Linked DNA regions of Homo sapiens: region 1 is linked to region 2. Evidence: chromatin loops called from intact Hi-C (ENCODE). Cell type or tissue: dorsolateral prefrontal cortex. All regions are shown on one strand. Links, peaks and the distances in the headings refer to the core of each region. The heading gives the core; the rest is flanking DNA. Region 1 overlaps DDIAS (DNA damage induced apoptosis suppressor). Region 2 overlaps RAB30 (RAB30, member RAS oncogene family).

Region 1 (11,847 bases), core at 1,301-9,300, 62 kb before region 2:
ACTTCCTTCAGAGGGTCTGTGGGTCCTCTTGGGATTCCTGGTTTGTTCTTGCAGTTGTTCTGGAGCTAAAATTCATAGTGCGAGCCCCAACATGCTGCTTTGTCCGAGTTGGAGCTGCAATCTAATCCTGCCTCCCATCCGCCATGATGATCTAAATCCTGGTGCTTATCTTTTCTACTGTTGTTTTTGCTTTCCCTTTTTCTTACTTGGAATCAGTTGTAAGCCAACACAGGAAACAGAAATTCCTCATGTTCATTTCCCCATTGCTATAGCACTGCAAGCTTATGACAGAGGAGTTCCATGCTCTTGCCTTTGCAGAAGATCTTAGAGATGCTGAAGAACAGAGAGACGTCCCTAAATATTTTCTTTGAACCTGAAATTTTTAGTGACTATAATCATAATAAGTATTTTGTGCTTTATGGAATTAACTTTCTTACCTCCAAGATCAGATCAGTAGATTGAATGTAGTTTTCAATCTATAGGTATTCTGCAGAGCCTTGGGGCTCCATGGAAGTGCTTATGGAGGGAGATGGGATTAGAGTAGTAATAGTACCTAGTGCTGAGTAGTAGGTAAGACTCTAGGGCCCCCACGTTAGTTTCAACAAGATCTCTATTCTCATCCTTATATTAGTGTTCCAAGTTAAATTTCATTTGAAAGGGGGTTTCATTATGTAAATATACAAACATAGACATACATCTATAAAAAAAAATGTGTACAAAGTTAGTTCGGTCCTTCATATGAAGCAGTAACTACACATACACACACAATAGTGTATGTCTGTACTCTCCCCAGATTATAAGCTGGAGAAGGGATTTATTTATCCAGACAAGCTATCTACATAGAAATTGCCCTTCTGGGTGACTAATGGGACCCATAATTCCTTTTAGCCTAGAAATCCATTTCTAACACTAATAACTTTCTTTTCCTATCTTAAAATAGGACTCATCGCTCAGAGGCTACCTATCCTCTCCCCCATTCCCAACTACCCAAAAAGTTTATATCATTTACTTAAGCAAGTCAAATTTAATTTCACACATATAGATCATAGTTTTCTTACTTTGTGGGGGAAGTGATATGTGGAAGCATTAAGAGATATGTTTTTTAAAATATGTCTCATTACTTTGTGTGTATTTAATCTGGGTCTATAAACTTGGAAAGGGATGTTATATAATCATATAGTCAGGATATTCTTAAGCTGGAATCTGTGGATACATTATAGGTATGTATGACTCCTCCAGTCCCTAAGATATGTAGAATATCGTGTTCATATCTGTTTTTTGTGGGGAGAGAGTGAGTCCATTGCTTTCATCAGATTTTTTAAGGTTTTCAAGACTAAGAAAACATTAAGGATTACTTATCTCACCAGTTCTTCTACATCTGGGCTAAATATAAGTACGCTAGAAAAATAAACAAATGAGGCTGGGCATAGTAGCTCATGCCTGCAATCCCAGCATTTGGGAGGCCAAGATGGGAGGATTGCTTGAGTCCAGGATTTTGAGACCAGCCTGGGCAACATGGTGAAACCTATCCTCTACCAAAAATAAACAAAATTAGGCAGGCATCGTGGCATGTGCCTGTAGTCCCAGCTGCTCAGGAGTCTGAGGTGGGAGGATCGCTTGAGCCTGAGCGGTCAAGGCTTCAGTGAGCCAAGATCATACCGTTGCACTCCAGCCTGGGCAACAAAGCAAGACCTTGTCTCAAAAAAATAAATGAATAAAAATAAAAAAAAAACAAATGAAACTTGGTATTTTTTTAACTGGGATCAAACAAAAAAGATAGCAAATTACAGCTATTATTTCAGATAGATCCTTTCAGAGGCTCCTTGAACTCAAATCTATTTTCATAATTCTAAGGCATTATTTGCCTTTTCACTTTCAGTCTCTCATGAGTGCATAATGGAGTTTCCCAGAGGCTACATAACACGTACTATCACAACAGATTGAGCAGAGAAGCAGATATGAGAATCCAGCTGTCTTTTTATGAAACCAGACATTAAAGAGATTTGCAAAATGTAAAACAATGCTGGTCTCTTCTTACTAATTTTTAAAATTTGAAAAACATAACTATTTTTCATAAAAGTATGTTTTTTGTGTTAACCATGTAAAGGGTCTGTTTTTAATGAATTAATATTTTTTTGATTTCTCAGTTTTAATTTCTCACTTTCATTTAATTTCTCGTTTTATGAGAAATGTAGATAGAAGCCAGGTGTGATGGCTCACGCCTGTAATCCCAACACTCTGGGAGGCCGAAACAAGAGAATCACTTAAGCCTAAGAGTTCAAGCCTAGTCAGGGCAACACAGTGAGACCCCCATCTCTACAAAAAAATTTAAAATTAGCCACATATGGTGGCATGTGCCTGTGGTCCCAGCTACTCAGAAGGCTGAGGCAGGAGGATCTCTTGAGCCCAGGAGTTTGAAGTTACAGTAAGCTATGATAGCACCACTGTCCTCCAGCCTGGGCAGCAGAATGAGACCCTGTCTGAAAACAAACCAAAAAAGAAATATAGACAGATATAAGATAAACAAGTTCTATGGATCTAATGTACAGCTTGAGTGGTAATGGATGATGTGTTAAATAATTCGACTATGGTAGCCAGGTGCGGTGGCTCACACCTGTAATCCCAGCACTTTGGGAGGCCGAGGTGGGCGGATCATGAGGTCAGGAGATCGAGACCATCCTGGCTAACACGGTGAAACCCTGCCTCTACTAAAAATACAAAAAATTAGCTGGGTGTGGTGGCGGGCACCTGTAGTCCCAGCTAATCGGGAGGCTGAGGCAGGAGAATCGCCTGAACCCAAGAGGTGGAGGTTGCAGTGAGCCAAGATTGCACCACTGCACTCCAGCCTGGCCAATAGCGAGACACTGTCTCAAAAAAAAAAAAAAATTTTGACTATGGTAATCATTATACAGTGTAGACGTATTTCAAATCACCATGTTGTATACCTTGAATATATTCAATCTTTGGCAAGTAATTTTTTTTTTTTTTTTTGAGACAGGGTCTGGCTCTGTCACCTCCAGACTGGAGTTCAATGGCACAATCTCAGCTCACCACAACCTCTGCCGCCTGAGCTCAAGCAATCCTCCCATCTCAGCTTCCTAAGTAGCTGGGACTACAGGCGCATGCCACCACGTTCGTTAATTTTTGTATTTTTTGTAGAGACACAGTTTTGCCATGTTTCCCAGGCTGGACTCGAACTCCTGAGCTTGAGTGGTCTGCCCGCCACAGCCTCCCAAAGTGCTGGGATTACAGGTGTGAGCCATCACGCCTGGCCCAAGTAAATATTTTTGAATAAAAAAAATAGATACTATTCACATAAACAAAACTCTTTGATATTCTCAATAATTTTTTAAGAGTATTAAAGGAGTGTGAAACCAAAAAGTTTGAAAACTGCTATTCTGTAACAAATGACATTTTAGAAATATGGGTGCCTCTAGAAGTTAAATCGGGACGGTGATGTGAATATGTTGTCTATATCCTTGTTTCTCAAAGTATGGCCTAAGGTACATCTGCATCAGTATTACCTGGGAGCTTATTAAAAATGCAGGATCTTGGGCCTCATCCCAGACTTCCTGAATCAGAATCTTCATTTTAACAAGATCTCTGGATGATTTGTATACATATTAATGTTTGAGAAGCTCTAATCTGTATTACACCACACTAACATTTATTTTAATCCAGCATCGTTCCTAAAAGGATTAAAGAAAACTATATAAATAAATATCTTCATTATACATATGTACTTTATAAAAATATATATAGTTTAATATGTAAATGCATGAACACTAATAGACATAGTTTTTTGAGGCTATTATTGATACTGTCATTGCAAGCAGTTCTTTATTTTAACCATTTGGTCCCACTGTTATCATATCATAATATCAGAACTTCATGATACGAGTTCACAGTCTTGGGTTTGGGTCATATATTTACCAACTTTGTCATCTCAGATAAAAATTCAAACTAATTTCCCCATTTGTAAATTTTACCTATAAAAATGAAATAATGTATGTTGAAAACATTTGTAAACTGAATGCTAATGCATATTAGTCTAAGTTTTGCTAGGAATTTTACATTAAACCTGTATGCATTATTGCATAGCCTTTAAAGAAATTCCAATATATATTTTAAACAGTTCATTTCCCTAGAGTTTGGTACTAATGGAGTTTTATCCCCTAGTGAGTCAATTACCTTTAATTCATTCTATGGCTAACCTACAGCACAAACTCTAGCAGATTTGTATAGGATTATATGAATGGGTTGGTATAGATCTATCCTCAGTATGGCAGAAGAATAACAGCACAGATCTAATAAAGGTGAGTCACTTTCAGAGCTACAGATTTTAGACTCCCCCTAGTGGCCATCTGGCAACAATCAAATTTATACAACCATCTTTCACCTTGCTTTCTGTTTGCCTTTTGCCACTCTTTTTTAAGATCTTTAGCAATCTGAAGAAAAAACAAAATTCTAGTATTAGCCATTACCATAAAATGTTTTTAGGTGCTTGTTGTATTTCAAAAAAATTTTTTAAACTATTCTGTCTGTTAAATAAAGTTAACCTAACTGAGGGGTGGACATTAAGAACCTGAAAGATAGAAATCAGAGTTATAATACATTGCAAACTAGAAGAGAAGTTAACAGTACAAGTGACAGTAATTATCACAATACTTGATATAATTATGAGGGAGAAGCAGACTAACACTAATTTCACAGTATTTGCACTAGACCCTTTATTTGTCTATTTTAATCCTTCTTCAGCCCTGGACTTCATAGATGAGGAACTCAAGAATTTAGTAACTGTCAGACAATGAGTACATGGCAATAGAGTTACACTGCCATGTAGATGTGTACTTTTTGACTAGAAAGCCTTTAGCCACCATTACATACTGTCTTAAAAAAACAAGTTAAATTGCATGGTTTTCATATCAAATTTTATAATCTGATAAGTTATCAACATAGTCTAATGAATTAAAGAAAGTAATTTTCATTATGGTGAGAAAAATGCAATTAAGTGCTTTGTGTATAAATAGGTATTAAATATTTTGAGATTATTTTTTGTCCTCTTTTTTTTTTTTTTTTTTTTTTTTTTTTTTTTTTTTTTTGAGACGGAATGTCACTCTGCCCCCCAGGCTGTAGTGCAGTGGTGCGATCTTGGCTGACTGCAAGATCCACCTCCCGGGTTCACATCATTCTGCTGCCTCAGCCTCCCAAGTAGCTGGGATTACAGGTGCCCATCACCACACCCATCTAATTTTTATGTATTTTTAGTAGAGACAGGGTTTTACCGTGTTAGCTAGGATGGTCTCAATCTCCTGACCTGGTGACCCACCCGCCTCGGCCTCCCAAAGTGCTGGGATTACAGGTGTGAACCACCGCGCCCGGCCTTTTCGTCCTCTCTTTCATGCACAGTTCTCCTTTAGTTTTCCATCAATTTGGTATGTATTTCTATCAACTTGGGGCTGTTTAATTTAAATCAGTAACGCTAACTATTCTGACTAGAGAAATTTAAAATAAGTTGATCTGAAAGAGTTTAAGAAGAATTTGAGTTGTGTAGGAGCATTTATACACAAAATGTTATTTTAAATTTTTACTGTTCTGGATTTTTCATCATATGAAAAACATTTAATGAACATCTCCACACTTTTTTCCACCACTTTTCTAGGTCTAATTGTCCAAAATGTGGCTCTACTGGTGAATCTGGAAATGCCAATTACAGATACAAACTTTCCTTAAAAGTTGCAGAATCAAACAAATTGTTTGTTATTACTGTATTTGGAAGTTGCTTAGATACATTTTTTGGTCTTACTGCCACTGGTTTGCACAGGTAAGAATACTTAAAACATCCTTTTTCCTGACTGCCCTTAGAATTTGAAGATACAAGTTTATAAGGCAATATGCATTTTTGTAGAAAGATAATCATTCAACCCCAGATTGTCAATTCCTTTAAAAGACAAGCAAGTAAGAAAGATGTTTATTTCCTGAATACATATTATGATGATATTAAAACAGTCTCCTTTTATTTAGGGTAATTAATCTGTAATTAGAATATTAAGTTATAAATCTCTAATCCAAGTTACAGAAATAGAGGCTAAGAAAGTAACATCATTTCAAATTGAAGAATTATCCAAATTGAGGTTAGCATTGAAACAGTTAGGTTCCCCTGAGGCAGAAGAATCTATTTGAGGGAATATTTGCATTTCAGAAATTGAAATTTTATTTTTTATCTGTATTGCAATTTAATTTGCATAGTTTGACCTTTTACGACATTGTCCTGAGAATATAAGAATAAGCAATTAAAGCTTTTCTTGGCCGGGCGCGGTAGCTCACGCCTGTAATCCCAGCGCTTTGGGAGGCCGAGGCGGGCGGATCACAAGGTCAGGAGATGGAGACCATCCTGGCTAACACGGTGAAACCCCATCTCTACTAAAAATACAAAAAATTAGCTGGGCATGGTGGTGGGCGCCTGTAGTCCCAGCTACGCCGGGAGGCTGAGGCAGGAGAATGGCATGAACCCAGGAGGCAGAGCTTGTAGTGAGCCAAGATTGCACCACTGCACTCCAGCCTGGGAGACAGAGCGAGACTCTGTCTCAAAAAAAAAAAAAAAAGCTTTTCTTCCCCCTCAGTCTTCTGCCCTCCTCCCCTAATCACATGCAAGAAATCTATGTCCACATTTTTGTGCTTGAGACAATAAAGGGACCACAACCAGGCTTATCAGAGAAAAGGGATGACTTTTTCCTGCTTTCAAGTGAAGAGCTAGAGATGCCACCACTATTCCCACTGCCACTTTTATTTTTCCTTATAATCATTGCCGGGCCTGATGGTTAGGCAGGTAACTACTTTACTCCCACTTGATCAATTGGTTTTGTTGATTTTTCTGTGCTATGAGAAACTAGAGAGAACAAACTGCCTGGCTCTTAAAGTCACTTTTTTTCCTCTATAAAAGGTTCATGCTGCATTTTCAAATTAATTGTGTCTCTGACTTTATGGCAAGTAAAATTTCAAAGTTCATTGCTTCACATTTTTTACTTTTTTTCCAATCAAGGTACATTCAGGATCCTAATAAAATTCCAGAAACACTGGACAATGATACAACTCAGAATCTATTAACTAAAGCAGTTGAAACTTGCTTTGTTGGACAAAGCTTTATTTTTGGAGTGACGGTAATTGAGACTAGCTTTCTTTTTAATAATCTGTTAACATTTCCATTGTAATGAATTATGTGAATTTTCTAAATAGTTGTTAGGAGTTCTGTACATGTGAAGGCCTGTAGAAACACTTTAAACTATGTAAAAATAGCCTATAGGTGGTCTGTTAAAACACCATGTGTGACAACTTCCTCTTTCGAAAGTCAGGGGAGCCTACTTCAAATGCTTTCAGAGCTTAAAAATATAAATTTATTATATATTTAGAAATGTTAGATATTTGTTTTTGGTATTTAGTATTTATTTTGCCCTCCGGATTTTGTTCAAATTCTATAGTAAAACTTCCACCAATTCTCTAGCTTTTTAATTCTGTCTTCTATAAAAGAGAATAATGGAACACTGAAGGCAAAGTATCTTGAGTATTGATAAGAATACTAAAACTAGATTAAGAAAGATGGTCTTAAATATAAAAGTGACTGTAGAAGAAGTTAAAAAAAAAAGAAGTTACTCCTTTGACTTTGAAGGAGTAATAGTTTTCTGTCTCATCTATGCTAAAGGGAACAAAGAGACATTTTTTTCCACACTGGAATCAGGGTTTTAAAAGAGGACTCCACAACAGAAGAGTGAGAAAAATCCAAAGGGAAGGTAGAATCAACGGCTACAGAGCTTTACTTGTTAAAATCGTAGACAGTCCTTTTCTCTCCTCTCTTCTTTTTCCTCCTCCCCTTTTTCCCCTCCCCTCCCCTCCTCTCTTTCCTTAGCTAAAGAGAACTATGATAGTTGCCATTTATTGAGCCACTGCTATTTTCTAAGCACTGTGCAGTTTTCCATTTTATTACTAAACAGTAATCCTGCATTTTTATTTTTATTTTTATTTTATAAAGGAGAAGACTCAGGTTAAATAAATTGTCCAAAGTCTCAACACTATTAATAAATGCGGGAACTAGGATTTCTTCAAATCAGTTTAAACAAGCTCTTTACTCTAAGGTTTATATTCTCTTACATATGCTACTTTGCCTATAAAACTAACAGAATCGAAATTGGAATTGGGGGATGGAGGTAATAGTTGTATCTGTTTTAACCTTTTAAATCTGTTTATTTTATTTTATTTTTGAGACAGAATCTCACTCTGTCACCCAGGCTGGACTGCAGTACCAAGATCATGGCTCACTGCAGCCTTGACCTCCCTAGGCTCTGGTGATCTCCCACCCCAGCCTCCTGAGTAGCTGAGACTACAGGCACACGCCACCATGCCCAGCTAATTTTTGTGGGGGTATTTTTTTTAGAGGAGAGGTTTTACCATGTTGCCCAGTCTGGTCTCAAACTCTTGAGGCTCAAGTGATCTGCCTGCCTCGGCCTCTCAAAGTGCTGGGATTACAGGCATGAGCCACTGTGCCTGGCTAAATTTCTGTTTCATGTTTAAGTAAATGGAAGACAATTTTATTCTTACTTAAATTTCTTTGCTTCTTTCACAGAATTTTGAAAACCAACCTGGACAAGGTTCAGATGCCAGTAACTTCTTACAGCAATGCTCTGACCACAAAAGAAAAGCCAAAGCACTAGTGGCTTGCCAGATTGTTCTACCAGACCCAGGTATTGCAGGCTTTACTGTCATTGACTACTTCCATCAACTTTTGCAGACTTTTAATTTCAGGAAACTTCAGTGTGACTCTCAGGCACCTAACAATCACTTACTTGCTTTAGATCACTCAAATAGTGATCTCAGCAGCATATATACTTCTGACAGCACTTCTGATTTTTTCAAGTCCTGCAGCAAGGATACTTTTTCAAAATTCTGGCAGCCATCACTTGAATTCACTTGCATTGTTTCACAACTAACAGATAATGATGATTTTTCAGCTTCAGAACAAAGTAAGGCCTTTGGTACTCTTCAGCAGAACAGAAAGTCCATCTCCATTGCAGAGGCCACTGGTTCCAGTAGCTGCCATGATCCCATTCAGGATTCATGGAGCCTTGTTTCATATATGGATAAAAAGAGTACAGCAGAAAAGTTGGGTAAAGAACTTGGCTTACAAGCTAAGGAGCTGAGTGCAGTTCACAGCAGTCATCATGAAATTGGAGTTAATGACTCTAATTTATTCTCTTTGGAAATGCGAGAGCCCCTTGAGTCAAGTAATACAAAATCCTTCCACAGTGCAGTGGAAATTAAAAATAGGTCCCAGCATGAGCTACCATGTTTTCAGCATCATGGTATAGATACCCCAACTAGCCTTCAGAAGAGATCTGCATGTTGTCCACCTTCGTTACTCAGACTTGAAGAGACAGCCAGCAGTTCCCAGGATGGTGACCCTCAAATTTGGGATGATCTGCCATTCTCTGAAAGCCTGAACAAGTTTCTGGCAGTTCTTGAAAGTGAGATTGCTGTAACCCAGGCAGATGTCAGTAGTAGGAAACATCATGTAGATAATGACATTGATAAATTTCATGCAGACCACAGCAGGTTATCTGTGACTCCCCAGAGAACTACTGGAGCCCTGCATACACCACCTATAGCTTTAAGATCATCACAAGTAATAGTCAAAGCAAACTGTAGCAAAGATGACTTCCTTTTCAACTGTAAAGGAAATCTAAGTCCTAGTGTTGAAAAGGAGTCACAACCAGATAACAAAGTAGAGGCTGTCTCTGTAAATCATAATGGAAGAGATATGTCAGAATATTTTTTACCGAATCCTTACCTGTCAGCTCTGTCTTCATCTTCAAAAGATTTAGAAACAATAGTTACTCTTAAGAAGACTATCAGAATCTCACCACACAGGGAGAGTGACCATTCTAGTCTAAATAACAAATATTTGAATGGATGTGGAGAAATATCAGTTTCAGAAATGAATGAAAAGTTGACAACTCTGTGTTATAGGAAGTATAATGATGTCTCTGATCTTTGCAAATTAGAAAATAAACAATATTGTAGGTGGTCCAAGAACCAAGATGACAGTTTTACAATTTGCAGGAAACTTACATATCCTTTAGAAACTCTTTGCAATAGTCCAAATAGAAGTACAAATACATTGAAAGAAATGCCTTGGGGACATATCAATAACAACGTAACACAGAGCTATTCTATTGGTTATGAAGGTAGCTATGATGCCTCTGCTGATCTCTTTGATGATATTGCTAAAGAAATGGACATTGCAACTGAGATTACCAAAAAATCACAGGATATTTTGTTAAAATGGGGAACATCTTTGGCAGAAAGTCACCCTTCAGAGTCTGATTTTTCACTGAGATCACTTTCTGAAGACTTCATCCAGCCTTCACAAAAATTATCCTTGCAAAGCCTATCTGACTCTAGGCATTCAAGAACATGCTCTCCAACACCTCATTTTCAATCAGATTCAGAATATAATTTTGAAAATAGTCAAGACTTTGTTCCATGTTCACAGTCAACTCCAATTTCAGGGTTCCACCAAACAAGAATTCATGGGATAAACAGAGCTTTCAAAAAACCTGTATTTTATTCAGATCTTGATGGTAACTATGAAAAAATAAGGATTTTCCCTGAAAATGACAAACAGCAAGCCAGCCCAAGCTGTCCAAAAAATATAAAAACACCTAGCCAGAAAATCAGAAGCCCTATTGTATCTGGTGTTTCACAACCAGACGTTTTCAATCACTACCCTTTTGCTGAGTGCCATGAAACTGATAGTGATGAATGGGTCCCTCCTACCACACAAAAAATATTTCCTTCAGATATGCTTGGATTCCAAGGCATAGGTCTAGGGAAATGCCTTGCTGCCTATCATTTCCCTGATCAACAAGAGTTACCAAGAAAGAAACTGAAACATATTAGACAAGGAACCAATAAAGGTTTAATTAAGAAGAAATTAAAGAATATGCTTGCAGCAGTTGTTACGAAAAAGAAAACTCATAAATATAACTGTAAAAGTTCAGGCTGGATTTCCAAATGTCCAGACATTCAAGTCTTAGCAGCACCTCAGCTGCACCCTATTCTTGGACCTGATTCTTGTTCAGAAGTCAAATGTTGCCTTCCATTTTCAGAAAAAGGCCCACCTTCAGTGTGTGAAACTCGAAGTGCTTGGTCACCTGAATTGTTTTCATAAAAAGTCACCTGAACCCAATTCCTGAACTTTTAAATCTGTTTGGAAATGTTTGCCTTCAGGGGTACGGAAAGCATTCTTTACATTTTGAACACTTGGAGAGAAGCAAATTGAAAACAGGACTCTGCTGGGAGCTACTGTGCCTTTTAAAATATAAAGCCATTGTTTTCCCCAGGGTTTTATCTAGAATACTATGATTAGGTAGTTGAGCACTTTATCTTATACTGTTTATTGTACTTTAATAATATTGTTAAGATTGTTTTTGAAAGTATTAATGTTTGTTAAAATCACATATACATCCAGAAATAAAGACTTTGCAAACCAAAACTTAGTCTTTTTTAATTGTTCAGCTCAGACCAGAAAATGCCAGCTATATTATAGGCCAATGAGTGTGCTGAGTTTGGGATAGAAAGCTACAAGATCACTGATCTTAAAATATGTTAGTCTGCTGGATAAGACAGATAAACAGGTAACTTCAATACAGTGCAGAAGATGCAATGATATGGGTTTGTAATGGGCATGACAAACATTTACGTTGCTATGAGAGCATGGAAGAAAAGCAGCTAACTCATCAGTGAGCTGAGGGTAAGAAGAAACGTTTTAAGAAAAAAAGCTATTTAGAAGTTGTA
Region 2 (11,847 bases), core at 1,828-9,827:
TGGGGGTTGCGGACTGGGTAGGAGGTCCTGGAAAATTACGTGGACTGCTACTGGGATTACTTCCACTGAAGAGGGTTGCCGGATGCTGATCTGCTGTCAAGCTGTATTTCCTGTCCTGTGTCCTTCTAAGTGAACACGATGCCACGCGTGGTCTACGGTAGTCTTGTGAGTCGGAACGCTAGCAGAACCTAATAGGAAAACTCTCTTGAGGATACTACAGAATCCACCACACACATGCACACATACACACAAGCTCTGTCCACTGAAAGGCCTAAAAACAATGGCCCATCAGGAGGGCTCCTAACACCTCGGTTGTGGCCTCTAAATACGACTTCCCATTGAAAAGAAAGCACTTCTTGAAGAAATGGCTAATTCCAGGTCTGGGGCAGGAAATGCACAAGTTGTGGCTGGAACACTTGTCATACCAGAAAGCAAAAAAATTATCCAACATTCCTGGGGTCATGTCAAAAGGACTCAGGAGCCCATTTGAAGAAGCTCCCACTGGCAAAGTCGGAACAATGGGAGCATCAATAATAATAATTGCAAGGGACTGAAATACATCAAATTTACTTATTTAGTTAGTTTTTGAGACAGAGTCTCGCTCTGTTGCCCAGGCTGGAGTGCAGTGGTGCAATCTCGGCTCACTGTATCCTGTGTCTCCCAGGTTCAAGAGATTCTCCTGCCTTGGCCTCCCGCTGGGATTACAGGCATGCTTGGCTAATTTTTTGTATATTTTAGTAGAGATGGGGTTTCACCATGTTGCCCAGGCTGGTCTCAAACTCCCGACCTCAAGTGATCCACCCGCCTCAGCCTCCCAAAGTGTTGGGATTACAGGCATGAGTCACCATGCCCAGCCCATCAAATCTATTTAAATCTATAAATTTATAATAATATTACAAATATAAACAGATGTCAATAGTTAACTTTTAGAAGATACTGGAGAACCAGCTTATTACCTTGAAAAGTGGTGAACAAAAAAGAATCAAGCATTCTTCCTGCCTGTTCTATGAGAACTACCCCTCAGAGTATGATATATGTAGTGTTTTGTCTAAAAAGAAAACCAAAAAAATCCTGACTCTCATCAGGCCTCTAGACTTATCTATAAATCTGCAAGAAATATAGGTGATGGAGGTGATATCAAATGACACCTTGGGGCGATAAAACAAAATTTAGACTTGTAAAGCCTATAGGTCAAACAAATGCATTAGCAAAAAATTCTAAGAGAGAAAAAAAATGAGAGTGGAAACTTCATAAAAAAGGATGAAAAGATGTAGCTGTCAATTACAACATATGGACCTTACTTGGCTTTTTTTTTTTTTTTTTTTAAAGAGTCTGGCTCTGTCACCCAGGCTGAATGCAGTGGTGTGATCATAGCTCCCTGCAGCCTTCAACTTCTGGGCTCAGGTGATCCTCCTGCTTCAGCTTCCTGAGTAGCTGGGACCACAGGTAGATGCCATCATGCCTGGCTAATCTCGCTACATTGCCCAGGCTGGTCAGAACTGCTGGGCTCAAGCAATCCTCCTGCCTCAGCTTCCCAGAACACTGAGATTACAGGTGTGAGCCACCATGCCCGGCTTCTGGACCTTATTTGGATCTTAATTTGAACAAACAAACGAAAAAAAATCATGAGTCGATCAGGGAAATTTGAACACTGTCTAAGTTTTTAAGGATACTAAGGAATTGTTAACATATTTTAGGTGTAAAAATGCCACTGAGGTTAGGTTTTCTTTTTAAAAATCTATTAGAGATATACACAGATATTGAAACATGAATTAATACAACCTCTGAGATTTGCTTCAAAATAATCTGAGGGAGAAGGTGGACAGCATTGCTAGGGAAGAGAAAATAAGATTGGTCATGAGTTGGTAACTGTGAAAGCTGGGAGATGTGTAGAAGGGGATTCACTATACTGTTTCTCTACTCTTGTTTATGTCTGAAATTTTCCATAGTAAAATTGTGTTTTAAGCCAATTCCTCTTTCATATTGAACTAACTGTCTCCCCTCAAATCTTCATTTACCTTCCTTAGATAAAATCCCAAGTAGTAATGCTTTGACTCAAGTTCCCAAAGGCTTTCTGTAAAACAGAAGGTACAAATGCAGACCTCTCAAATGCTTTATGGCAAAGGTTCAACATTGTCCAAAAGGGTTTTACAGGGAGCACTAGCTCATAGAAACACAGATGCTTCATCCAGCAGCCTGAAGGAAAAGTCCAGCAATTTGTTACAACGTAACATATTACAGCTGGACAACTACAGGGCTTGGAGTTGATCTTACATGCTATGTGACCTTGGGAAAAGAACTTCACCTCTTTGAGCCGTGGTTTCCTGATCTGTAAATCAGGGATCATGACACATAAAGTTCCTCGTATCATTCCTGGCACATATATACCAATTATAACACTATTCTAAAGTGTTTACTGAGCTTATTATTAACCATAATTTGTAACTTAACAATGCTTCTAAGGATCTCTACTCAAATTTCCCTAATTCAGGTATTGCTAGACTATATAGGAACGTTCCTTTCTAGGAAGAAAATATGTTAATGATCAAATGGTTACTAACACTTTTCCACTACAAACAGAGAAGTTTTTAATGACCTGGTCCATTTCAATGCATATATCAGTCATGATAGAAAATCAAGGGTTGTTTTGTGCTTTCCCCCCATACTAAATAGAGGTTTTATTCTCCTACAAGATGAAACAAACTACAGCATTGCCCTTAGCAGATTCTTTCTGAAACACAGAATTTCTCAAATCAGCCTAAATGTTAGGAAGGGAAAAAAAATTACCAAAATCCACCTTTTAGGCAATAAACAATTGCTTCAATAATGAATTCCATATCAACTTAAAAGATACATTTTTCTTCTAGAACAGCCATTCCTTTCATCTTGTAATTAGACTTTTTAAATTTTTAGCAGCTCACATAACTTTCATGGCCATCCAACTTCTTCCCTAGAGCCTACATTGATAGAAAATGTTTTCTACTTTATTTTTCTAAACTGTCACCATGGGATAGGACCTATTTCATTTTCTCTTCAATTGCAGAAGAACTGAAGGTTGACTGCATGAATTATTAGCTAAAGACTATATTCTTGGAAGGCACCAATGTATAAGCTTTATGTGATTATAAATCCTCTAATGCCCACAAATCAATTTCCCTCCTCGTTAGCCCTTACTTACCCACTAACACAGTGATGACCTTGTTGCTGGCATATTGTTCTATCTCCCGCAGCCACTCAGGAAGGCAACGGAAGGATTCCTCACAGGTAATGTCATAGGTGAGGATCAAGGCATTGGCGCTTCGGTAGTAACTCTGGGTAATGGACCGAAATCTCTCTTGACCTGCTGTGTCCCAGATCTGTAGCTGTAAAGGCATAAGATAAGAATCAGGTGAAGAAGGATCAGGTTGGAGAAAAAAAGAAAAAAAAAGCTTTGCCTTGCTTTGGTTTGAAAATGGGTACACCTTTACCCAAACAATTTCATGGTTATTTTCTGCCCTAAAAAAAAAAAAAAAAAAAAAAAAAAAAGCACTGAAAATTAAAAAAAAAAAAATCTGTTGGGTGTGTTTCTGGTTAGGGAGAGGGGCTTATTTTGTTTTGTTTTGTTTTTTCTTTGTTAAGAGTTTCCTTTTCATTCTTAAAAAAATACATATAGGAAATTCGTCAAGCATTTATTATGTGCCAAGCTCTATTCTAAGCATTTTACCTGTGGCAACTCACTTATTCCTCACAGTAACCCTATGAGGTAGATACTATCATAATACCCATTTCTTGCATGAATAAACTGAGGCACAGTAAGATTAATTAACTTGTTCAGCATCTCATAGCCAATATGTCCCAGAACCAATTCAACCAGGCATTGTGGTCCCAGAGTCCCCGTTCTTACTCACAATGCCATATTACAAAAGGCATGATACAGGGCAAGCTGTGACTGTTGGCATTTAATCAGCAACTGGAGGGAGAGCCAACCTCACCACTTTTCCAGTTCAAAATTCAAATGGATGTATTAAGGTATTATCTTTGTTAAAGAAAACAGGAATCATGCCATGGCAGACAACAATATAATTTTCCTTCAGGTCTCTTAAGTTCTATGACCTTGGCCAAGTCACTTAATCTCTTTGGGCTTTGATTATTTCTTTATAAAAAGTGGTTAATAACACACAACCTGCTGAAGGTTCACTTTTTCTGCAGTTATCTACCAGTTCTAAGTCCTAATAACTAATAATTCTAATAACAAAGAAGAAGACAATACTTGTCAATTTCCCTGCACAGAGTAGACAACTACTGAAAACGAATTATTCTCCAGGGTGGCTGCTAAGTGTAGAACAAAACACAAGGCCTTGAGAAATAAGAACATCAACAAAAACAATAATCTTTCCTTCTAATTGCACGAATTTCACAGGTCACAGGTGTATTCATGTCCAGGGACATAAGATTGCTTCCTCAGGAAGGCTTTCCAGAACCTTCAGATTAGGCTAGGTTCCCCACCCCCCCACCCCACACAGTCTCTCTTGCGATACATCCTGTCATTCTCCCTCATGGCACCTGACATGCCTGAATCATTTATTTGTAATAATTTGTTTAATAGCCATCTTTCCCACTAAACTGAAAGCTTCATGAGGGAGACGTCAGGGTCCATTTAGAGCAAATAGAGCACTTGGCAAATAGGAGGTGCTCAAATATTTACTGATGGTCTCATTTAATCTTTACAACAATCCAGTGAGGTAGGCAAGTGTACACCTCCCCGTATTAATGGAAACTGTCCCTTAACTAACTGGTTATTCACAAAGCTAGGACATGGCATCCAGGCCTTCTATTTCCAGTTGAGGACTCATTCCATGCTCCCATGCTGCTGTTGCCACCAAAGACTAACTAAAATGTGCATCTGTATCCAAAGAGGATGAATCCATTGCTGTCACCCTCTGCTCATACTAGCTTAGCTAAAGAGACTGCTGAGTGACCCGTAGTCCCTGCCATGAATCAGCAGCACACAAAGGCTCTCCTTTGATCTGCAGTTGCAGCTGCTCTTCGATGATACACATGAAAGCCTGTGTATGCTAAAGGCCACTGTACAGATGTTACGGTTTTTGCTGGGACAAAGGCTATTTCTCTTCTCTGCCTCAAACCTAGGGACACGGTTCCCCTCTGCCAGGATGTGTCTTAGAATAATGGGCTATTGTTTTAAAGCTGCACTGAGCCCCTAAAACACTTGTGATTGCGATTTAGGAACTGTTCAGTATTAGAAATCAGTGTGTTCCCACATCTTGAGAACAGCTTCGAGGGTTAAAGTCACTGAAATATTTTCTAGAACAGCGATTGTATGAGCATGCCAAGATATGTTACCTTCTCATAGGGGGCTGCCTGTTTCTAGCTGACAGTTGATTATTGAGGATATTCATATTCTACTGCCTTTGTCACTCAACTTGGTTTCACCATTCTCTGCAATTCATTTGCGCCTTTCGGCATCTATAGGACATTAATATATGCAAGGTACTGTGCTAGGCACATGGAGTATATAAAGATGAATAAAACACAGGGAGGATATAAAGATGAATAAAATCAACGCTGATTTCAAACAGCTCACAGTCTATAGAAAGGACACACACAGTTAATTAACTATAGCAGAATACAAGATGTTCTATTAAAAAGGAAGAGAGCGTCTCCTGCTGTTAGTCTCATGCCTGTCAATATGTTTTCAATACTGTAGCCACGGGCTTTCTAACCACTCTCACCTTCAGCATGTGGCTACATTGTTTGTCTACTCTCTTCTCTGCACCACTACTTAAACTCCATTGCCTCACCGTCATAATAATGTACTGCAATCATTGGTTTACTACTCTACTACTGAGTTCTTTGAGAGCAAAGGCTGTCTTTTATTTGACCTTACACCCCCAGTACCTTCCTAACACAGCACACAGCACGTGGTAGAAACATTTGAATGATGGCTAACTAAATGAACAAAGGATTGTGGAATCACAAGGGAGGAACTGGTCAATTCTACTTAACAGATTAGTAGGGTATTAAAGAAGATTTCACAGATGGAGCTAGATGATAGTAAGTTCCTAAGGGGCAGGGATGCTTTACCACCACAGTGCTTGGCACAAAACATTTACTACAACACAGGATGGAGGAATGAATGGATGGACAGATGGTTGAAGAAACAAATACATATAAATACTTTCATGACTCTCCTATCTATCAACATAGATCTGACTGGAAAGAGATACAGCAAATCTTCTATTTCTATTATGATTTATCTCTTAAGGCTAAAATGGTTTAAATTGAGCTTAGAGTTTTTCTTATTACTCATTAATTTATAATAGACTAAAATATATATGAGAAAGTTCTGTGTTTTTTCCATTTTTTTTATTCTGCTAAAACATACATAAAATTTATCATTTTAACCACTTTTAAGCATACAGTTCAGTGGTCTATATATGTTTTAATTATATTTTCTACCAGAGGTCACCTTCATAATGCAGACCCTTTTAAGAGAAGGGCCTCTTCATTAATTTTGTTTTTACTGATTTGGCGCTTACTTGGCCTTAATAGCTACAAAAATCTAATACCTTGGATTCCCTGCCTTCAATCCTGGGAGCCATCCTGGAAAAAATGATACTTGTAGAGGACACTGATGAGGGTGTCAGGAGAGTGGTCCTGCCACTCACCAAGCGGGTGATGCCATACGAATCACTGGTGGATTCTCTTATCCACTGACTTTATGAGGCTCTGGGAAAGCCCGCAAACTACTAGCAAAAAGACACTTTAACATCACTGAGAAAAGATACTCAGTAAATGTTAAAGAAGAAGGATGACAGGCTGGATGTGGTATCTCATGCCTGTAATCCCAGCACTGTGGGAGGCTGAGGCAGAAGGATTACTTCAGCCCAGGAGTGATCAACATGGCAACATAGTGAGACCCCATCTCTACAAAAAATAAAAATAAAAATGAATAGCTGGGCATGGTGGCACACACCTGTAGTCCCAGCTACTTGGGAGGCTGAGGTGAGAGGATCACTTGAGCCTAGGAGGTCGAGGCTGCAGTGAGCTGTGATTGCACCACTGCACTCCAGCCTAGGCAACAGAGCAAGACCCTTTCTCAAAAAAAAAAAAAAAAAAAAAAAAGATGACAATAAGACAACTATGCAGTTCTGCCCTCTTCTAAGAAAGGATTAAAGAAGTTGTTCCTCATATGCCTACATGTTAATGAGGCCCTTAAATTCATGTGGTTGAAGAGGGCCACCCTGTATCTTTATTTTATATATTGGGCTTGAAAGAATCACAGGCAAGTTGATTTGGACTGGATTTGGGAGATGAGCCAACTGTCACTTTTTATAGATAAAGTTCTAGAAGCCTGAAGAAGTACTGGGGATAGAAAGTGTGCTGTGAATACAAATATGAGTAAGACACAAACCTTGCTCTTGGGGAGCCTGTGGCCTTATGGTGGAGTCAGATGTTATAAAAATATCAATTTTTGCAGTGTAATAAGCACTTTTTAAAATAAGGTTTGCAGAAAGTAGAATAAATGGAATATTTATGCCTGGGAATTCAGGAAAGAAAAATAAGCCTGTTCTTTAACAGCAGGGACCATTCCTTATTCACCCTTATTTATGGCCAGTGCCTGGAAGGTAGTAGGCACTAAATCAAATAAATGAACTCATATATATATGAATGGAAAACCCAAATATCTGGAAGTAAAATGCATGAAATAGTAGTTATCTTTACCCAACTCCTTGGGTAACTACCTCCCCTCCACTAGGACAACAGAAAGCTACAAAAGGCTCCTCCCATCAATGCCTCCTGAGCACACTCCTGTCTCTCTTTCCTGTCCCCACAGCCTAGCTCCTTCTTCCCACCCCCCACACTATTTTTGTTCACTTTTTAGTTAGCATTTATGTGGATTTCATACCCTGCTTTTATCTTCCAGTGCTCCAGCTCCCCATTCACTGCTGTATTTGGTGTGGATGTCTCTGCAGTATGAGCTATTTTAAGGAGTCAGGGCTGGAAGAGACACTGAGAGAGCTTCTGGCCCCCATTCAAGGACCTCCTCCTAAACACTTCTCTGTGATGGCAAGTATCTAGAAAATGCTGAAGAGCATTATGGAGCTTCTCTGCTCTTCCCAAGGCACTCAAAGGAAGGAGAGCATGTACGTATGGGAGAAGGATGCAAATAAATGGACCCAAACATAGGATGCTTAGGTTGGGAATCAAGGTAGAACTCTAAAATGCCAGTTTTCATTGTGCTGCTGATAGCTGGGCTATCCTTCCTTTCCTTCCTTCTTTCCATCCCTCCCCCAGCCTTCTCTCTCTCTTTCTCTCTCTCTGTCACCAACACACACACACACACACACACACACACACACACACGGTCTCGTTCTGTCACCCAGGCTGGAGTGCAATGGCACAATCATGGCTCACTGCAGACTCAACTTCCCAGGCTCAAACAATGCTCTCACTCAGCTTCCCGAGTAGCTGGGACTACAGGCGCATGCCACCATGACCAGACAATTTTTTATCTTTTGAAGACATGGAGTCTCGCTATGTCTTCAACTCCTGGCCTCCCAAAGTATTGGGATTATAGGCGTGAGCCACTGTACCAGGCCTTGGCTATCACTTCTTTCCATAAAACCCAGCTCTGAAGAGCCAACTGTGGAACTTCAGTAACTCTGACGGCAGGTAGAGCACAGTGCCAAACATCAGTATATTTATCCTCCTTCCAGGTGATTTAGTCTCCCTTCACATTTCTTTCCATCACCTTCCTCCTTTCCTTGCTCCAGGTGATAGGCCTAGTGTGCCTTTCTTCCCTTCTTCTTTCATGGCAGAGGAGACCCCAGAAAGGCAGTGGGGTGTACTGGTTGGTGAAATGGGTTCAAATCCTGCCTGTCCCCCTTCCTATACTTATCTATGTGTAGCCATGGATAAGTAAGTTATTTAACCTCTCTGAAGCCAGTAAAACGAGGATAATACCACTTACCCCACAGGTTTACAGTAAGGACTAAACTAAATATAACATATGTAAAAGCACCCAGCAGAGGCACTGACAGATTGTAGGTACTCAATAAACATTCTCTCCTTTGTCCTGTTCCTGGACACACCATACTTCTTCCAAGTACCAAATCATCCAGAAGCCACAAAGGCTGGAGGGGCAGGAAGCAGGGGCTAGAGAGCATGTATCCTTTCCCATACTCCTCATTTAGTGTCTTTCCTTTTTAGAGACAAGGATATGAGAGGAGACAGGATAATTTAAATAAGTGATTCATAATGAAATGTAGAAATCGGGAGGCTCTTTCATGGGGCTGCTGTTTAGAGGAGGTAGCACCTGCTTATTGGCCCAGCTCAAGAGATCCAAAAAGAAATTTCTTCCTTATCTTTATGTCACTTGTGACATGACAGGAGACAGGACAAACTTGCCTTAGCCATTTTCTGTCTTCTAATCTGTAAACACATCATCCAAAATTCCTTCCTTCCCCCATAAAAAAGACTAGAAGAACTCTGGAAATAAGCCATTATGGCTGAGTGCATTGTTTCCATGTGGGTTTCAATTAGGAGATTTAATAAATGGTTATGAAAGCAGTACTTCCCCTAACCTCTCACATAGCACCTGACAACCTTAGTGAATATTTAGCACCTTACCTTTACTTTTTCACCATTAATCTCCACTGTCTTAATCATAAAATCAACTCCAATTGTGGCTCCTTGACCTGGGGGGAAAAGACCCTGAAGAAGAAATAATAGAAAAGAACAGCTAAGCAAATATTTCCATTAAATGAAATTTTCTCCTCTCCCCCAGCAACACCCATCACCGGAGTCCTTCCTTCAGCTGAGGTGACTGGTAGAAAAGAGAACTCTGGTTACTCTCAAGGGAGCCCTGTGCAACTCTGTATGTATGTCTTGAGGGAAAGAGAAAGGAGGGAGAAAGTGGGAGAGAGAAATGCTGAAAGAAGAGGAAAGAGACAGGAGGACAGAGAAAAGGAGATAAAGACAGGTGAAGGAGAAAATTGAGAAAGGGCAGGGGAACCTGATTTTAAGAATGAAAAAGAAAAATCAGACACGAAGATAAGATTGAAGGGCATGCGACCACAGGGATGAGATCAGAATTGGAAGGGTCAGGGCAAAATGGATAGGTTCTTTCTAAAAGATAAAATCAAGGATACTTAAAACTAGTTATCAGTCTTGAGCATGGACAGCCACGGGAATGGGCAACAATATGAAAAAACAAATAAGAACTCAGCATGAGAAGCGGGAATAAGACAGTTTTGGGATCTGTCTTTTTGGATCTCCTGAAGCTTCTGAATTTTCCTTTGCCCCAGGGTGATCACTGTTTTCCTCAGTACAATGTACCATGCATGTGTAATTACATGGGATCAAAGCCAAAGACACTGGGAAGATAATCTAAGAAAATTAAGTCATCAAGGAGACAGTAGGGTAGAAACAGCACTAAACCAGGAGGCAGCAGCCTTAGGATCTCTGTGTAACCTCAAACAAACCACTCACCCTCTCTGGGCCTCAAATTCAATGAGTTTGAGGCTGATGTAAGCCATTTTAAAACAAATAAACAAAATGCTTTACTTCAAACTGGAAACTTAACCAGAAAGATGAGATTTTAACAAAGGTACAAGTATAATTTATGCAATTTACTATTACATAATGTTTCCTATACGCTTAGGGAGGGAGTTGGGAGTAGCAAGAAATTCTGTCAAGAAAGAACTCTTCACCCAGTTTCTCTTCCCTCTTCACTTATATTCCAGAATTTCCAGAAATTAAAGTAAAATGGACGTTATTAGTTCTGGCAACTATGACTCAGATATCTTTAATTAAGAATTATTTAAAGTTTTAGCTTAAAAGACTGAACTTCAAACCAAAAGAAAATGTTCTACTGCATGTTTGCAAAAGATGTAAATATAAACATTCATAACTTTACTTTCAAATATTGAATCAATTTTCTTCTATTTTGGCTTGGCTCAGATACAAAAGCTGTCAAGCTTCAAGTTTATAGCTCCAGATGTTTTGCACCTCAACAAATGCCAAGAAGTTAAACGAATTCTTCCCAATGTTTCACCTACCATTTTGTTCCCAACCTCTGTGCCTAAAAAACAGCTAGATCCAGTTCATTTTAACTGTCTGCTAAATAACAAAAACAAACATAATCTTGCCTCTGACATATGAGTTTATGGTGGAGTTGAGGAGCTGGGAGGGGTAAAACGTAGACATAAAAGACAAATAAGAAAGAAGAAAAAAGAGCTTGTTGGCAAAAAATTACTGTTGAAAATGGAGACATTTTCACATCTAATGACAGAGTTTGTGCTTTTAAAGAGAATGGTCTCAGAAGTTAGAATGTATAGGAGACAAATTATCAGGCTAAGAACCTGGAACCCGGGTTCTAATCCTAGCCTTGCCACTCTATCTAATCTCACAATATAAGATCCTAAGCAGGCATTTAGCCCCTCTAGATCTGACCTTTCATCTATAAAGTGAGAGAGGTGGGTTGAATAATCTCTAAGTGACCTTTCAATACTAAGACAAGGTCAAGGAAACTTTTGATAAAGGGACTGAAAACTTTACTACATCTCTGCAGTCTTATCCTTTTGTCAAAAGCAGAAAATATGACTAATGTTAGGTAGAAGTAAAACCAGCTGGAGTTTCCAATATATCTCCATGGCAGTTGACTGAGCCCAGATGCCTATTAGCTTGTTACTTTTGATTTCACCAGGCCACGGCTTAGTAAAAAGCATGGGTTCTATTCACTTATCATGGGAAAAACCCTGACATTTCCAAAGTGACTCTGGGCCCTCTAGCTATTTGTTATTCAATCTGTCTCTTTCGTTTTCCGCAAAACCACAGACTGTCAGA

The links. A loop is a pair of places that touch in the nucleus more often than their neighbours do. Peaks named below come from ENCODE experiments on the same cell type or tissue, not always from the same donor. Only the 100,000 strongest peaks of a DNase experiment are listed, where the experiment ranks them.
Region 1: it touches region 2 in a loop (2.8-fold over the local background); 12 of 110 quality-filtered maps call a loop at or near these places.

Annotation. Positions count from the first base shown.
Region 1 is chr11:82,923,115-82,934,961 of GRCh38, forward strand. DDIAS (DNA damage induced apoptosis suppressor) reads left to right here. Exons shown (of 6, transcript NM_145018.4): 4 at 5,663-5,824; 5 at 7,043-7,160; 6 at 8,618-11,545. The coding sequence ends at 11,221. Among named protein-coding and RNA genes, the nearest start is that of DDIAS, 27 kb to the left of the region's middle. RefSeq lists a silencer at 1,864-1,913. In dorsolateral prefrontal cortex, for the core only: CTCF peaks have their summits at 4,360 (motif pointing left) and 4,561; no DNase peak of the experiment used is centred there.
Region 2 is chr11:82,984,409-82,996,255 of GRCh38, forward strand. RAB30 (RAB30, member RAS oncogene family) reads right to left here. Exons shown (of 5, transcript NM_001286060.2): 3 at 9,631-9,714; 4 at 3,179-3,362. Among named protein-coding and RNA genes, the nearest start is that of SNORA70E, 51 kb to the right of the region's middle. RefSeq lists an enhancer at 11,532-11,711. In dorsolateral prefrontal cortex, for the core only: no CTCF peak of the experiment used is centred there; a DNase peak (open chromatin) is centred at 5,013; H3K4me3 peaks cover 931 bases; H3K27ac peaks cover 8,000 bases.